Linked DNA regions of Homo sapiens: region 2 is linked to region 1. Evidence: read pairs that join two places in POLR2A ChIA-PET (ENCODE). Cell type or tissue: Panc1. All regions are shown on one strand. Links, peaks and the distances in the headings refer to the core of each region. The heading gives the core; the rest is flanking DNA.

The links. ChIA-PET counts read pairs that join two places held together with the same protein. Peaks named below come from ENCODE experiments on the same cell type or tissue, not always from the same donor. Only the 100,000 strongest peaks of a DNase experiment are listed, where the experiment ranks them.
Region 2: POLR2A ChIA-PET joins it to region 1 with 7 read pairs; 2 of 35 experiments call an interaction of 5 or more read pairs at or near these places.

What each region holds. Positions count from the first base shown.
Region 1 is chr1:229,088,063-229,093,448 of GRCh38, forward strand. LINC02815 (long intergenic non-protein coding RNA 2815) reads right to left here. Exons shown (of 5, transcript NR_186727.1): 3 at 4,025-5,226; 4 at 3,444-3,675; 5 at 1-1,889. Among named protein-coding and RNA genes, the nearest start is that of LINC02815, 64 kb to the right of the region's middle. RefSeq lists enhancers at 1-712, 3,431-4,363, 4,364-5,295. In Panc1, for the core only: no CTCF peak of the experiment used is centred there; no DNase peak of the experiment used is centred there.
Region 2 is chr1:229,218,738-229,224,123 of GRCh38, forward strand. No RefSeq gene overlaps it. Among named protein-coding and RNA genes, the nearest start is that of TMEM78, 28 kb to the right of the region's middle. RefSeq lists enhancers at 2,203-2,704, 2,705-3,204. In Panc1, for the core only: no CTCF peak of the experiment used is centred there; DNase peaks (open chromatin) are centred at 2,614 and 2,884.

The DNA.
Region 1 (5,386 bases), core at 188-5,187:
TCATCTCGGGCCAGCCCCTCCCACGCCGGGGTCCGGAGTCAGTGTGGGCTGTAACCCCCGGGGTCAGGAGTCAATGTGGGCTGTACCCCCTGGGGTCAGGAGTCAGCGTGGGCTGTACCCCCTGGGGTCAGGAGTCAGCGTGGGCTGTACCCCCTGGGGTCAGGAGTCAGTGTGGGCTGTATCCCGGTGGCATCCACCTGACTACTGTGCAGGCGGCTGGCGGCAGGTCCCGGACACATTGGGACGTGGTGTAGTTTTCATGCTGTGGAAGGCACCCTCCTTTCCCTGGCAGAACCAAAGGCCTGGCTAAGCACCTGTGGGGCTGGTCTGCACTGCTGTACTCCTCCCCACTCCCCTTCCCTCTGATACTGTGGGAGGGTCACCCCAATTCTCTTGGTCTTTCCTGGTGAACTTTCTGTTGGGCCTTAGGCACCTGCAGGTTGGAATGATAGGCTCTGGTCCACTTTCCAGCCCCAGGTGAAAAAGCTCAGGTCAACCTTTTCCCCTTCATTTTTCTTTCTCCCAGGGCTCTGCATGGACCCCTTTACACACAGCTCTGCCGCACAGGCTGCTGCCAGGTATAGAATCACTGCCGGCTCAGATACCAGGATGTGAAAAAAATCAGGACGAGCCTTAGAAAAGTAAGAGGATGGTGATTAAACACATAAATAAATAAAGCAATTAGGAGGAGGATGCATAACCAAAAAGCAAGGTAAGGAGAAAGAGGAGGGGACTTCAGGCAAGGCCTCTCCAGTTACTGTCATTAGAGCAGAAATCTGAGAGAGGTGAGGGGCCAGCCAGCGGGAAGGGCACCCCAGGTGGGGAACGACAGGTGTGAGGTTCTGAGGACAGGGGTGGGGCTGGGCTGGGCAAGGCCAAGGAGGGAGAGAGAGGCCAGAGCTTTGAGCACAAAAGGAATGAGATCCTTGTCACTCACAGGGCCAATGTTGGAAGCAGGACCCCAAGTAGGAAGCCACTTCGAAAGTCCAGGGGCGGTGACCAGGTTTGGGCAGTTTTCTTTACTGTGATGGAAGAGAACTGAGGGAAAGGTGGACGGGGACAGGGACTGCTGGGGACACTTAAATAATTTACTTTGATATTATTTATGCAAACTTTTAAAACAAACAGTATAATATATTTCTTATATATGATCATTCCCATAAACAATATATTTAAAATATGAAAAGCACAGAATAGAGCGAACATATCAGTGGTTGCCGTTGAGGAGGGGGAGAGAGGAGGGGAATAGCATTGAGGAATGGTTAAAGGGGGACATAAACTTTATGTGTCATGGTTTTATGCCACAGAGATATGAAGCAAAAATCACAAGTTATTATATTAGTGTCTGTTTTTCCGGGTGGTGACTGCTGCAGTATTGGCTACCATATTCTCTGTACTGTCTTTGTCTGGATTTTTTTTTCCCAATGGAGAATTGGGAGAGCAATGCCTTGCACTGCTGGGTGGATTCGATCCCCAGGCACTTCCTGACTCTCTTCATGCTTCTCAAAATCTCCCTGCCATGCAGGCAGGGCCAGCTCTGCCTCACCCTTTGGGTTTTGTGAGTGACTTGGCCAAGTCTACGGCTGGTAAATCTGGGCTGAGACTGGAACCAGGTTTCCCGGCTCCACAGTTCAGAGCTCTGTCCTGTGTCCTGGAGTCTCTAAGGTCCAGGAGACACCTCGACCTCCTGGAGGAAGATGCTGCCACCTAAAACAGGTTTCCAGGGCAACCAGCTTCCCCAGCTGCTTGGAAAGAGGAGGGATATCCAGGGCTCCCTGGTGGGCTTGTCATGCCCAGCAAGTCAGAGCCCAGTGGAGCCAATGAGTACTGAATGACTTCATTCACTCATGTAACAAGTATCTAGTGACCTTGAGTATGATCCAGGCCCCCTGTGAAACAGACAAACCAGAGATAAATGTTAGATGCCCTTGCATTTCCCCTGGGGGGTAGACAGAGATGTGAACAGAAGCCCTGGGCTTTCCTGGGGAGGAGTCCTCACCCCCATCAGAGCACAATCCCCACCAGGGTGTGTCCACAAGCTGAACCACAGAAGCTCTGGACCACTCGAGCCTGATTACCATCTGGGGGCAGAAGGAGGGGGACAGAGTGCTCCAGAGGCATCATTCTGTTCCTGCACCCTCCACCCTCCTTCCTCCTTGGTGTCTGGGCAGAACTTCCTTCCATTGCCCATCTCAGTTGTATTCCCTTTATTCACTCTCCTCCTCACTTTTTTGAAATTAATTTTTTTTTAATTAGAGATGGATGTCACTATGTTGCCCAGGCTGGTCTTGAACTCCTGCCCTCCAGTGATCCTCCCACATCAGCCTCCCAAAGTACTGAGATTACAGGCATAAGCCACCACGCCTGGCCTCTCCTCCCCACTCATAATGTTTGTTTTTAAAGTTTGCATAAATAACATCCAAAATAAGTTATTTGTGCTCCCCCAACAGCCCCTGCCCCAATCTAGCCTTTCCCTCAGTTCTCCATCTCAGCAAAGATATCTGGGTCCTGCCGGTTACTGGGCAGCCGCCCTTGGTTCCTTTCTTTTCCTCATGCCCACAGCTCTCCTTCCAAAACTGCTGTGAGCTTGCCTTAGATTGAAGGCTTACCCAGCACTTAGCAAAAGGTTACCCAAGACTTACCAAAATGACCTCTTTTACATACTAATTCCTCCCCCTGCACTCCTTATCCTGCTGTTTTTATCTAAAACACATATCACCTGGCCAAGCACAGGGGCTCACACCTGTAATCCCAGCACTCTGTGAAGCCAAGGTGGAAGGATCACTTGAGCCCAAGAGTTCGAGGCCCCATGGGCAACATGGCAAAAGCCCATCTCTACAAAAAATCCAAAAATTAGCCCAGCATGCTGGTGTGCACCTGTAGTCCCAGCTGCTTGGGAGGCTGAGGTGGGAGAATTGCTTGAGCCCAGGAGGCCAAAGCTCCAGTGAGCTGTGATTGCATCACTGCACTCCAGCCTGGCTGAAAGAGCAGCACCCTGTCTCAAAAAAAAAAAAAAAAAAAAAAAAAAAAAAAAAAGAGTATCACCTCCTATCATAATATTGACTTACGGGCCAGGCATGGTGGCTCACACCGGTAATCCCAGCACTTTGGGAGGCCGAGGTGGGCGGATTGCCTGAGGTCAGGAGTTTGAGACCAGCCTGGCTAACATAGTGAAACCCCGTTTCAACTAAAAATACAAAAATTAGCTGCGCATGGTGGCACATGCCTGTAGTCCCTGCTACTCAGAAGTCAGGAGAATTGCTTGAACCCAGGAGGCGGAGGTTGCAGTGAGCCAAGATCGTGACACTGTACTCCAGCCTGGGTGACAGAGCAAGACTCCATCTCACAAAAAAAAAAAAAATTGACTTACTTATTATGTTAGATGTTTGTCTGCCCCATCCCCACCACTCCCATAAAGGCAGAGGGTTTTATCTATTTCATACCTGCTGCATCCCCAGCGCCGAGAATAATGCTTGGCCCAGACCAGTCATTCAATAACTGTATCTTGAGTAAACAGAGAGAATTTATCAGAAGCTACTAGAATTAGCTAGGCATGGTATTGGGCTCAGCTACTCAAGAACCTGAGGTGGGAGGATTGCTTGAGCCCAGGAGGTTGAGGCTGCAGTGAACTATGATCACACCACTGCACTCCAGCCTGGATGACAGCATGAGACTCTGTCAATAAATAAAGAAATAAATAAAAGCAACCAGAATCCGAGCGTGTGGACTTAGAGGCCTGGGCAGTGTGTAGGTGGTGGTACCTGGACACAGGTGTACGCAGGGGTGTAAGAATGAAGGCCACCCGAGAGCCTCATGCCTCCCTCCAGGGGATATACCCAGTATATGAGCAAGACAAAGCTGCCAAGCAGGGACCTCCTTGCAGGGGCCACCCCTCAGAGTAAAGAGGCTCTACTGGAGGTAACAGTGCCCAGGGGAGCTAGCTGAGGGAGAGCCAGCCTTTTTGGCAAGCCACCACAACTAAAAACAAGGCTGCCCTGCCAAGCCACACAAGTCTGAAACTCACCGTGCTGTTTCCACGATGCTGTTTCCATAGCTCTTTAGGACCTGTTCGTCCAAAGGCTGGTGGTGGTGAGAAATAAAATGGAAATTGTCGCAAATGAAGCTTTTAGAGTGGGTTTTCTCTCTCTTGCTAAAGCCTCTCACTGCAGCTTGAATTCAGGATATGCACAAAGAGATACTGGAGGACAGTCTTTGGGGGTGGGTAGGGGAAGGGGTCACTCAAGTAATCAGCTTTTAAAATGCAATTTAATACAAATATTGATTGAATACCTGCTGTGTACAAGGCTCTCTTTGGGGATGTGGGCTCTGAACCAGAGTAAGATGTGGGCAAGAGACCCTCTGAGGCTAGAGCTGCCTCTGAGAGCCCTCCAAGGGGAGCCAGGAGAGGCCTCAGTTCATTTAACATGCAAATGTGAGCAGCATCCTCTCCAGGCAAAGCTTCATTGCTCCTGTTTCGTTATAGCTTCTTCCTTCCCAGGGAATGAAGCTTCCCAAGAGAAAACCCACATTTTCAAGCTGCACTGTTGATTGGTCACGATCTCCCCACCCCCACGTGCCCCTTCTTAGCTAGACTCCATTGTAATAGCTGGTGACTTCTCCCCGGTTCACAGGATTTCATGTGGTTCACCTACAAGCCTCATTTCATTTTATAGTCACTATTTTCTCAGCCTTCCCTAACAGCAGATGTGGCTGAAGTAGCTATTTCTCAGATTGGGTTACCCAGAAAGTATCTTTGATATACAAAAGGCTATTTATTCTCTTCCACCATGCATATCCCAGGCTCACGCTAAGCCTTTATATTTTATTCATTAAGTCAGTCCTCAAAATCCTGATGACAGCTCAGGCAGTAGATCAGAGAAGGAAACAATTTTTCCATTTTCCACCTGGGAGGTGGAGTTCCACGTGCCATCACCAAGTAAGGGTGGGGTTGCCTCTGTGAGCAGCCTCTCCACAGGCTGCTTTGCTGTCTTCATAGTTTGGGGGTGGCAGGAAATAAAGATGGCTGAGCACCTGCAGCTGCTTCTTCCGGAGCAATCATGAGGTAGTTTCTGGTGTCCTGTCCCAGCTCATACATGCTGCGTTGCTTGTGGGTGGTGATGGCTGAGGTGTGGCCTTGTCCCTGGCTGGGTGGTCCCAACTTCTCTATTGCTGGCTGGGTGGCATCCAAGTCTACTCTCTGGCCCTCCTGGAGATTCTTCAAATTCCCTAGAATAATGCAAGAAATTCACCCCTCGCTTAAACTAGACAGACAGGGCTGTTAGGATAGGAGGGGAGATTCCACCAGTCCCAATTAGTCCAATGGTAAATTGTTCCTCCAAACAATGGACAATTAAAAAGAATGCTTGAGAGAAGGACAGTGCCTGTG
Region 2 (5,386 bases), core at 298-5,297, 130 kb after region 1:
CATCCTGTCTTTGACAATGTAACAGCATACAGTCTTTGTATGAGAGAGGAGAGGGAGAAGTTAATCTATAATGAAGATTAACAGTTAAGTTACTTCTACAGAAAGAGAAGCAGCACCCGAAACAGCAAGGTCAACTATCATTTACTGAGCCAGGCACTAAGTTTGTTAAGTGTTTTCTTTCTTTCTCCTTCCTTCATTAGTTCCTTCCTTCATCCTTTCTTCCTTCCTTCTCTCTCTCTCTTTCTTTCTACTTTTTTTTTTCTACTTTCTTTCTTTTTTTTAACTTTTTTGAGACAGGGTCTTACTCTGTTATGCAGGCTGGAGTGCAGTGGCTCCATCTGAGCTCATTGCAACCTCTGCCTCCCAGGCTCAAGCGATCCTCCCACCTCAGCCTCACGAGTAGCTGGGACTACAGGCTAAGTGTTTTCTGTACATTCTGTCATCTAGCCTTCAAAACCAAAATCACAGAGGCTATTATAAATAAATTTTTTAAAGCCCCAGACAATAACAAGTGTCGACAAAGGTGTGGAGAAAACTGGAAACCTTGTGTGTTGTTAGTGAAAATATAAAATAGTGCAGTCACTGTAGAAAACAGTATGTTAGTTCTTTAAAAAATTAAACATAGAATTACTCCATCAAGTTTGGATATCCTGAGTAGACATCCAAAGGAATTGAAAACAGGGACTTGAACACGTATTTGTACACTCATGTTTATAGCAGCATTATTCACAACAACCAAAAGGGGAAACAACCACATGTCCATCAGCAGATAAATGGATAAATAAAATTGTTATGTCCATACAATGGAATATTATTCAGCCTTTAAAAAGGACATTCTGATACATGCTACAACCTGGGTGAGTGTTAAAAACGTTATGTTAAGTGAAATAAGCTAGTCACAAAATAATAAATACTGTAAGATTCCACTTACATGAGGTACCTAGAGTAGTCAAATTCATAGAGATTCAAAGTAGAATGGTGGTTGTCAGGGACTGGGGAGAGTGGGAAATGAGGTGTTACCATTTAATGGGTACAGAGTTTCAGTTTTGGAAGACGAAGAGTTCTGTGGATGGATGATGATGATGGTTTACAATAATGTGAATGTACTTAATCCTACCGAACGGTGCACTTAGTGTGAAAATAGAAAATTTTGTGTTATAAAAATTTTGCCTTAACAAAACAAATCCCACAAGTGAGGTGCTATTATTTTGCAGCTGTAGCAACCAAGGCACAAAGATTGTGGTGCAAGTGAGAAGCAGAAAAAGCATTCTCACTGGGCAGCTGGACTTTAAAATCTGGGCCCTATCTATTATCATATACCTTATGCTATCAATCATCAGCCGTCTACCATCCACCATCTACCATTCACTGTATTCCATATGCCATTCATCATATACCACATATACCACCTGCCATATGCCATATACCATCTGCCATCCATTATCTACCATTCATCATATACCATATATCATCTCCCATCTACCATCCACCATCCATCATACACCACCCACCATATGCCATCTGTCATCTACCATCCACTATTATCCACCATATTCCATATACCATTCATCATATATCATCTACCATCTACCATCCACCATCCACCATCTACCATTCACCATGTACTATCTACCATCCACCATCTACCATATTCCATATGCCATTCATCATATACCACCTATCATCCACCATCTACCATCTGCCATCTACCATCCACCATCCTCCACCATTTACCATGCACCATCTACCATATTCCATATACCATTTACCACATACCATGTATCATCCATCATCTACCATCTACCATCTACCATCCACCATCCACCATCATGCACCATTTACGATGCACCATCTGCCATCTACCACATACCACTGCCATCTGCCATCCACCATCCATCACATACCACCCACCATCTACCATCTACCATCAATTGTCTATCATCAACCATCTATCATGTACTATCCACCATTCTTCATCTACCATCTGTCATATGCCATTCACCATCCACCATCTACCATATACCATGTACCATCCAGCATATACCATCTACTCTCTGTCATCCACCATCTACCATATACTATCAACCATCTAATATCTACCATCCACTATCTACCATATACCATCTACCATCTGCTACATACCATATGCCATCTGCTTGGTAGAAACTTCCCCTTCGGGCACTGATGAAAGCTAAGTGACCTAAAAGAGTTGGCGTGGCCTTTCCAAGGTAGCTGGTTACAATCAGAGACTAACCCTCTACCCTAATCAGTTGTAATATGGCCACAAATTAGTAGTTGTCTAACTCTATCTACAATATGAAAGGGAATTTGAACCCAGAACTTACAAAACCAAAGTAAAGTCTAAGAGTTCTTCAATTGATTCGATTCTCTGATTTCCCAGATTTCAGTGAGGAGGCAGCTGCCAGCCCTGTCATTTCCAAATTGGTTTTCCCATTGGATACATCCACCCAAGGCCCATCTGGTAGTTACTGAAATGTGTCACAGGGGCAAACAACCAAAGGAAAATAATCATCAGAAAGCAACAGAAACACAAGTGTTTCAACCCTGATGAAATAGTCTTCCCAAGGCTATTTATACTGCGTCATCTTCAAAAGGTCACCAGGCACTGGATGACTTCATCTATTTACCTTGATTGAGCACAAAGTCCATGTCCTGCTTGTGGCAGTGGCTGCCGTCCCTGCCCCACACTCACCCCCACGACAGCCATGTTCCTGCTCATGCCCACCCTCCTCCACCCCACACTCACCTAGAGGAGGAAGGGGCCAGGGAAGCCTGCCACATCTGTCAAGACAACCTCCCATGCAGGGTCACAGCAGCAGGTAGCTAGTTTAAATTGTGGTATTTACAACCAAATGAAAGAGGTAAGGAGTCAAGTGGAGATCACTGGAAAGTAAACACTGCAAAACCTCCAAAACCAGAAGCCCAGAGGCACATTTTCTTTGGCAATAGGCCAACTATTTGTTCCTTTGGCAAGTGTGGGGTTTATTTAACTAGAAAAAGAGAGCCTGATTTAATTGTGTGCATGCATGTGTGTGTACATACACACACGGAAGGGGGGTGGTAACGGGGCTCCTCCAGCTAGTCAGAGTTTCTGCTCTCTTATGTCAGAAAACAGGCCAACACTCTGAAGTCAAAGTCAATTACTGAACATGGGTGTGCTCTTCCTCTTTATTTGCATTTCTGGAAAGGAAGGGGAGAAGGGGTATAAGTAATCATTGTTAAATGTCTGCTCTGACTGGATAGACGCTAGGCCAGTGGATGTTTACAGCAACAGCCCTCTGTTAGAAACACATTTCTATTGCAGCCCCGTACACACATACACACACACACATGCATACACACACATTTACACATATAGTTCATGAAAATGATATTAACTATTACTACATGTGAGGCACTCTGCTATTTTCTATTCTATTTCTTATGTCTTTTTTTTTTTTTTTTCATTTTTTAGAGACAGGTTTTTGCTCCATCTCCCAGACTAGTGTGCAATGGTGTGATCATAGCTCACTGCAAACTCAAACTCCCGGGCTCAAGCGATCCTCCTGTCTCAGCCTCCCAAATAGGTAGGACTACATGTGTGCACTATGCACCACTACACTCAATTAATTTTTTTATTTTTTATCTTTTTTTTTTTTTGTAGCTACAGAGTCTCGCTATGTTATCCAGGCTGGTCTCAAACTCCTGGCCTCAAGAGATCTTCCCACCTCAGCCTCCCAAAGTGCTGGTGTTGCAGGTGTGCACCACTACATCCAGCCTATATCTATTTTTTTTAATTGAGATGAAGTCTCACTCTGTCACATAGACTGGAGTACAGTGGCACAATCTCAGCTCACTGCAATCTCTGCCTCCTGGGTTCAAGCAATTCTCCCAGTCAGCCTCTCAAGTAGCTGGGATTACAGGCACGTACCACCACGCCTGGCTAATTTTTTGTGTTTTTAGCAGAGACAGGGTTTCACCATGTTGGCCAGGCTACTCTCCCAACTCCTGACCTCAAGGGATCTGCCCCCTCGGCTTCCCAAAGTGCTGGGATTACAGGTGTGAGCCACCACGCCCAGCCAAATTTTTTAATTGAAGTCTAACATATATACTAAAGTTCATGAATCCCAAGTGTAGAGGTTGATGGATTTTTAAGGGCATTTTATTGTATAACCAACTTTATTAAGATATGATTTATAGGCCAGGCGCAGTGGCTCATGCCTGTAATCCTAGCACTTTGGGAGGCCAAGGTGGGCGGATCACAAGGTCAAGAGATCGAGATCATCCTGGCCTACATGGTGAAACCCCGTCTCTACTAAAAATACAAAAAATTAGCCAGGCATGGTGGCACATGCCTGTAATCCCAGCTACTTGGGAGGCTGAGGCAGAATTGCTTGAACCCAGGAGGCAGAGGTTGCAGTACGCAGAGATTGTGCCACTGCACTACAGAGTGGTGACAGAGCGAGACTCTGTCTCAAAAATATGTATATGTGATTTATATACCACAAAATTCACCCACTTAAAGTGTACACAGCTCAGTAGATTTTCGTACGTTTCCAGAGTTGTACAATTATTATCACAATCTAATTTAGAACATTTACCTCACCCCATAAAGAAACTTTATACCCAATATCTATTCTAATTTTTTTAATGTCAGTCATAATGAAATGAAATCTATTTCATTCATGGGTCAGAATTGAGAATTGTAAAATCAATGTAGCTGTTTCAATAAAATGTCTCATTTATTCCTCACAAGACCTCAAAAGCAGGTGTTAACTATGCCCAGGTCACAGAACCGAGAGGCAGAGAGACGCACAACATGTCCAAGGTCACACACTCGTAAGCAACAGAACTGAAAGTCCAAGCTGGTCCTCCAGGCACCCTTTGGAGTTCTTCCAGTGGCATTGAGACAGCAAGAGCCGCTGTCTGTCCCCTGAAGGGTGAATGCTGCAGTCACAAAAGCAGGCCGGCCCCACACATATCTTTGCAGTGCTGGGAGCCACCGCTCGTGGTCAGCAAGGTGATCTCACTGCACAAAACTGATTACAATCAGAAATGCTGCCAGACAACCTGGGCTCAGAGCTCAGCAATGAAATTCATAACTGGGCTGAGCTGGGGTGATGCTTAGCACAGCAGGATTCGGAAGATGACTTTGAGAAGCAAACTAATAACAAAAGGCCTTCAGGAAGAATGCTGCCTCGAATTCTTTTAACCTGGAACAGATGACCATATTTCAGAAGCTGCAAACCATCACATGCATATATGGATATTTTTATAGCATTAAACTATTGTTGTCAAGTGAAAATTAGAGCAATTTCAGTGACATGCATCAAAAAATCCTACAGAACAATTAATTGTACAGCATGTTATAATGAAGTGCAGATGA